Linked DNA regions of Homo sapiens: region 1 is linked to region 2. The links are chromatin contacts, found by Hi-C or POLR2A ChIA-PET in ENCODE. All regions are on one chromosome and are shown on one strand. The core of a region is the stretch at or near the end of the contact, and the rest is flanking DNA. Distances in the headings are between cores, read along the strand shown. Region 1 holds the start of SERPINB10 (serpin family B member 10). Region 2 has its middle 56 kb from the start of SERPINB7.

What was found. A loop is a pair of places that touch in the nucleus more often than their neighbours do. ChIA-PET counts read pairs that join two places held with the same protein, here RNA polymerase II (POLR2A). Pooled maps may share reads with other maps.
Region 1: a map with no recorded cell type shows a loop between it and region 2 (5-fold over the local background). The contact joins the promoter of SERPINB10 here to the enhancer-like site in region 2. A Hi-C loop is called at or near these places in 1 of 168 maps with a recorded cell type or tissue (posterior vena cava), 2 of 37 single-sample maps with no recorded cell type and 2 of 50 pooled maps. POLR2A ChIA-PET finds 5 or more read pairs at or near these places in 1 of 52 experiments (AG04450).

Annotation. Positions count from the first base shown.
Region 1 is chr18:63,906,618-63,909,413 of GRCh38, reverse strand. SERPINB10 (serpin family B member 10) reads right to left here and starts at 1,456. Exons shown (of 8, transcript NM_005024.3): 1 at 1,374-1,456.
Region 2 is chr18:63,829,954-63,832,954 of GRCh38, reverse strand. No RefSeq gene overlaps it. Among named protein-coding and RNA genes, the nearest start is that of SERPINB7, 56 kb to the right of the region's middle. Within about 2 kb of position 1,699, at least 3 of the 41 ENCODE cell types and tissues checked have a DNase peak (open chromatin) inside an H3K27ac peak, as active enhancers do.

The DNA.
Region 1 (2,796 bases), core at 207-2,706, 77 kb before region 2:
AGTGATATTTAACCCAACAATGAAAAATACTTTCTGAAGGGTGTAGAATTGTGAGGTGAAATTTTACAGGAAATAATTATTCCATACAAATGTTGGACAATTATATTTTCAGAGAAGACTGCAAATGTGTAGGTCAGAAGTCTACCAGGTTATTTTCAAAATTAATTGCTCTTTTGCAGTTTTCAAGAGCTATAAACTGATCATCTATGAGCTTAACCTGTAGACAGGCTCAGAGGAGAAGCCAAAGAGAATTAAGAAAGCAAGAAAAGGATAGTGTCATTCATCAAAATGTCTCATCATAGACATTTCATCATCGCATGCCCCTAGCACATCAGTGTTGGAAAGACCCTTAGAATCTCCCTAACCCAGCTCCCCCATTTTGTCTGCTAAGAAACTGAAGCTGAGAGAGGTTGATTGAGCAAAGGATGCACAGCAGAGTCAAAACTGCAACTGTGTTATCTTGACTGTGAATACAGTTGCTCTTGCCATTGTATCTCATTGTGTTTAAGATTTTAGTGGCTAAAGAGAGAGATTACATGATGGAGAACCATCAGGAGGAGAAAGAAGATCTGGAGAGTGGGGAGGATTCTTGTCCCGTTTTCCATGAGACACTCCCAAGGGCCTCTTGCCTTTCTGATGATACTGATAATATTACCTCCTCATGGAGTTGTGCATATCAGAGAATGACAGCTTCCCCAATCCCCAGCACCTCTCTATTCACCTAAGGCCTTTTTTAGAAACAGGTAATAGTTTGGGGTGGTTTATGAAGAGCACCTAGTATGATGTGGGGGATTAGGAACATTTATTATTCCACAGAAGAGAAGAAAGCTAATGGCCCATGAAATGGTGGCCAGGAGAGGAGAGTGGGGTTTTGGGTTTGTGGGGGTAACAGTTAAAGAGTCAAACCATGAATTCCATATATTAATGAATAGGATCCAAATTCAGGGTGCCAAGCTCACATTTCCTAAAGAGTTGAAGGGTTTTGGCTCAACCGTCCTGAGAGAATATTTTATTTATCTCTGCCTATGTTGACAGATACATAAATGTGACTGGAGGAAACTCCACTGATGATTTCACAATTCCCAGTAAAACAAGGAGCAAATTCCACTCCACAATTCCTAGAAAAACAATTTCTCTAACTTTTTTTGGGAATGAATGTTCTTTCTCCCATATCCCTTTTTCTAGTACAAACTTCAAACCAGCTCAGGTTACTCTCTGACTTATACAGACAAATTCTTAAGGGATTGGGCCTTATCTATTATTTCTGGACTTTTTTGGGGGAAGGGGTCTTCATTATTTGTTACCTAGCTGGGCACTTCAACCAAGAAGAAAAACATAAATAAAATCATTAACCAAAGAAATATTTACAATACCTTGTTTTCTCCCACTGGAGCAGAATTGGCAATTTGCTCCTGTAGTAAGAGATTGTGGCTGAAGAGTTGAGAAACTTTCAACTGAAGAAATTAAAAAAAAAAAAAAAATTTTAGCACCTCCCTGTTCTTAGCTCCACCCTTTGATTCAGTTTCACAAGCATGTATACTCTTTCTTTCAGGCTTATTTTTGTCAGAAGTCTCAATAAAAAGACAGAAAGAGACAGTTAAGGGTTTGCCTGAGTTGTTTAGTTACTCACATTTTCCATCTCTGTACACATGAGAGACCTGGATTCTGACAAATTGTAACTCATCCTTTTTTTGCTTAATCCTTTCTCTAGTCTGCCAACAGAGAATATTTGGCATGGTTTTCCCAGGTAGTATTTTTTTTATAAAACACAAATAGAAAGCTTCAAATTAGTGGAATAATAATGATCAATGAAACTGAAAATATTACTGAATTATTAATTTGTGTTGTGTCTGTTTTGTTTTTTCTAGAAATAGGGTCTCACTCTGTCACCCAGACTGAAGGGCAGTGGTGCAATAATATTTCCCAGCAGCTTCTAGCTCCTGGGCTCAAGTGATCCTCCCACCTCTGGCCTCTCAAAGTGCTGGGATTTCAGGCACAACCCATCATGCCTGGCCTTTATTGTAAGCCTGTTAAAAATGGCTCTCAGATACTATGTGAAAGGCACCCCGGAAGATTTTCTGTTCTCATTTAGAGCATTGGTGTAGAACCCAGAGCATCACTTGAATGACTGGGATGTCTGTTTTCCCCACTAGCAGGGACAAGGGTTTTGGATCAAAATTTTAGACACCATTATTGGGTCGGATGTTAGTTCATCATTTTCTGGTTCTCTTTTATTTTTCCCAAGGAATGCTTTTTCACTCCTTATTTATTACAAAAGAAAAATAACAGGCCATTTGTTTCATTTGCATGTGTATGGAGGAAGGCGGGGAGGGTCATGGGGAGAGGGATTGGAACAGGAAGACATCTCCAGGAGGGATTAAGACAAAGAAGGAGCCTCTCTATTTATAAACTATTTTATATATTTTTCTCACGTAGTTCCTGTTTTTCTCTTCACAGAGGCATACTTATTTTCTGGCAAGATGGCTCAGACTTTAATATTTGAATGTTGATATGGAACCCAGAGCAAAGTGGTACTCTGGATTTCACTAGGGAATGAGATGTGTGCTAGAAAGTTCCATGATGCCTGCCCAACTTTGCACTGAGCAGATATGATTATCCAAGGATGCCTCCAGGACTGCTATTAGAAAAAGCATCATATGGAGCCTCCAGATAGAAGGACTGCTCGCCTTGACTGACAGCAGTCCACCACAGTGACTTGGGCTGCAACACCACCCAGCATGAAAACTTGCTTGTGTTGCTTATGTTATAGTAAAGGCATCAATGTAGATTTTGCGG
Region 2 (3,001 bases), core at 450-2,949:
AGGTATGGTGGCATGCCTGTGGTGCCAGCCACTTGGGAAAGAGATTGCCCTATTTCTCGTCCACTCTTCACATACTGTCTTTTCTGGCTTTTCTTCATTCCGTTTGTCCTTAGTGGAAGGAGGTTCATGTTTGCAGTGACTCATTTAGACTCTTTTGGGGATGGAATTTATTGGGAGATAGGCATTTAGACATTAACCAATGCAGCATCAAGCAAAAAAAAAAAAAACTATTTGCATGGAATTTACATTAACCATATACCAGTGAGTAACCACCTGCAACTCATACTCATTTCAGAAACCAGGGATGACTGTTTTCATTTAGAGTGGTGAATCAATGTTAGGCATTCTAACAGGAAAAAATTAGTTGGTCATAAAGATCTATACTCATCTCCCTGCCCTAATCTTCCCCCTTTAGGATCATTGTATCAAACTGTACTCACACTTGAGGATTTACCTACTTTTCAGAGATCTTAACATTGCTCTAAAGTGTTCCATTTTCATGACTCAACCCAAGGATATTTAAGTACACCCAGAGTGTTGAGAATATAATTATGTAGGTAGTATGAGTTTGTGGCAAAATTGTGCTCAGATTCCAATTCTGCCACCAACAAATTTAGTGTTCCTATAATAACCATGGGAAAGAAGCCTTCAATAGTAATAATCTAACATTAATAATCATTAATTACCAATAATAACTCAAATATCACTTTGTAAAAGAGGTTTTCCCTGATCGTCCTGTGTAAAATAGATGCTTTCCAACCCTGTCACTATCCCATGTCCATCTTTTATTTTCATAGCATCTAGCGATGATATTATTTCTACATTTGTTTATTTGCTCATATATAAATGTGTTTATTTACATATAAGAGCTGAGATTTTGATTTTTCAGCCATGGTCTTAGTGACTCTGGGCAGATGTTTTAACACCAAGTCTAGAGTGGGCTGAGAAGCCAGAAACAGGCCTCTAAGATGTCACAGACACTAACTTGCTATGAAAACTTGAGCAAATCATAGAGTTGCCAGGTCTGCAGGTTTCTTTCTCTGCCAAATGAGCTAGCAGTGCCGGCCCAGCCTGCCTCGCAGGATCAGCGAGGATCTTGCCACCAAAGATGGAGACAGGGTGGAGGGGAGAATGAGATGTTCCCAGCAGGAGAGAAACAGGTGTGAGCAATGCAGAACCCAGGAGAAGCACAAAAAGCGGAATAAATGAAAGGAAGGCAGGGATTTAAAGAAAGCTGCTGAGGAATGGTGAGGTTGGTCTAGATCACCACTTCCCAATGCAAGAACACACAATGTGGCACAGCTGGGGCTACATGAGACTCAGGAAAGTGTCAGAGAAGCAAGAAAGGAGCAAAGATGAGCATTGCATCTGCATGTTGCAGCCTTGAGTGTTGATGGAAATAGATTCAGTTGGTTGGCAACAGGTCCGAAGGAGATGCCAATACGTAACATGTCAAAAATGCATGTAGAACAACAACAAAAACCTGTGAGGACCAAAAGAGAAAAGCACATGACTATGTTTTGAACACCTAAACTTTAAAAAGTACAAGCAACAAATTCTAATATGTGGGCATTTACTTTATTTGGGGGTTCTGCTTATTTTTGTAAATGGACAGGACACCACAGGAAGTAGGAGTGTATGCGGTTACTTTAACCTCAAGCTTTCTGCATGTGTCATTCTCAAGCACAGAGCCTTTCTCTTGTAACTACAGCTGCGGAGGCTCAGTGGTTTATCTGTTCCAAGTGGATGTCTTTGCTGGGTAGGACAATGACCACACTCAGGTGATCCTCCACGTTGGGCATCTCAAGCACTTGTAAAGGAGGGTCCTTAATGGAGCCTCCTTTTAAAGCTAAATGGAGCATGTATCATCTCCACAGGTCTGCTCTGAGACTACAAAAGTAAAAACAGTGAAATAATAAAGCCAATCTCTTTCTTTTGCTATTTAGGACATAGAAAATTTATGTTTATTTTCATCCTCCAAAATTGCCTACAGTTGGTGGCAAAAGAAAACCATCCATCCGTCTTTAGAAATACCTACGATTGAACGTTATTTTGATGACATAAAGAGGGGAGGAACCTAAACAAAGCTGCTACTAAAGTCCAAAGTATTCAAGTTCCCCAATATATTAATTTCATTCAGGTGTACTTTTTTGACTTCCAGATGCAGTTAATTCACTTCAAAGGGCTGGGAAATACCCACACCATAAGATCTTACCAGGATAACCATTTTTAAAGGACAAATAGGTCCTTTCAAGAGCATAATTTAGAAGTCTCTCCAGCTCGAGTAAAATCTGACTAATCTTAACTAGTCAGCAGCATTGAGCTGATTCTGATAATTTCTGGAGTTACAAAATAGCTAAGAATGTGACAAAGCACTAGGTGAGCTCTCATAATTGGACTACTTTAAGGAAATTTTGTTATGACCATAATGATACTTTATGTTTTTATCTTTGAAATGCTAGTTAACAGGTATATACACCTGCATTGTGTATATAAGCCAAATGGATGAGATTTTTCTGTGAAATAAAATATTCTGTTTTGTTAGCTGCTTTCTCTAGCAAATCTATTTGCTGTGGGGTATGCTTACCCCTTTGAGCATCTCTTTATGAATCCTGCTAAAATAGCCCATTTTCTACATACTGTGATTCCCCAACCGGGCTGATCCTTGGAAGGACCTAAGGGGCTCTTTGAAAATATGTATACTCAAGTTCATCATGCAAATCAGAGTCCCCAGGAAGGTGGCCCTAGAATCTGTATTTTCAAAAATCACAGCCATAACATCTATATAATTTATTGTTCATTTTATAACCTCAAAATGTGAATGTGATGGTAATATTCTTTGTAAGGGCATTACTACATACTTCCAGATATGACTAATGTGTTTGGCTAGAGGTTTATGTTTCTCCTTAATTTACTACTTATTTTATATGAAAAGTATTTATTCAGAAATAGAAAGTCTATTCTTACAGTTGACAAGAACAAATTTTAAATTTACTTGTAA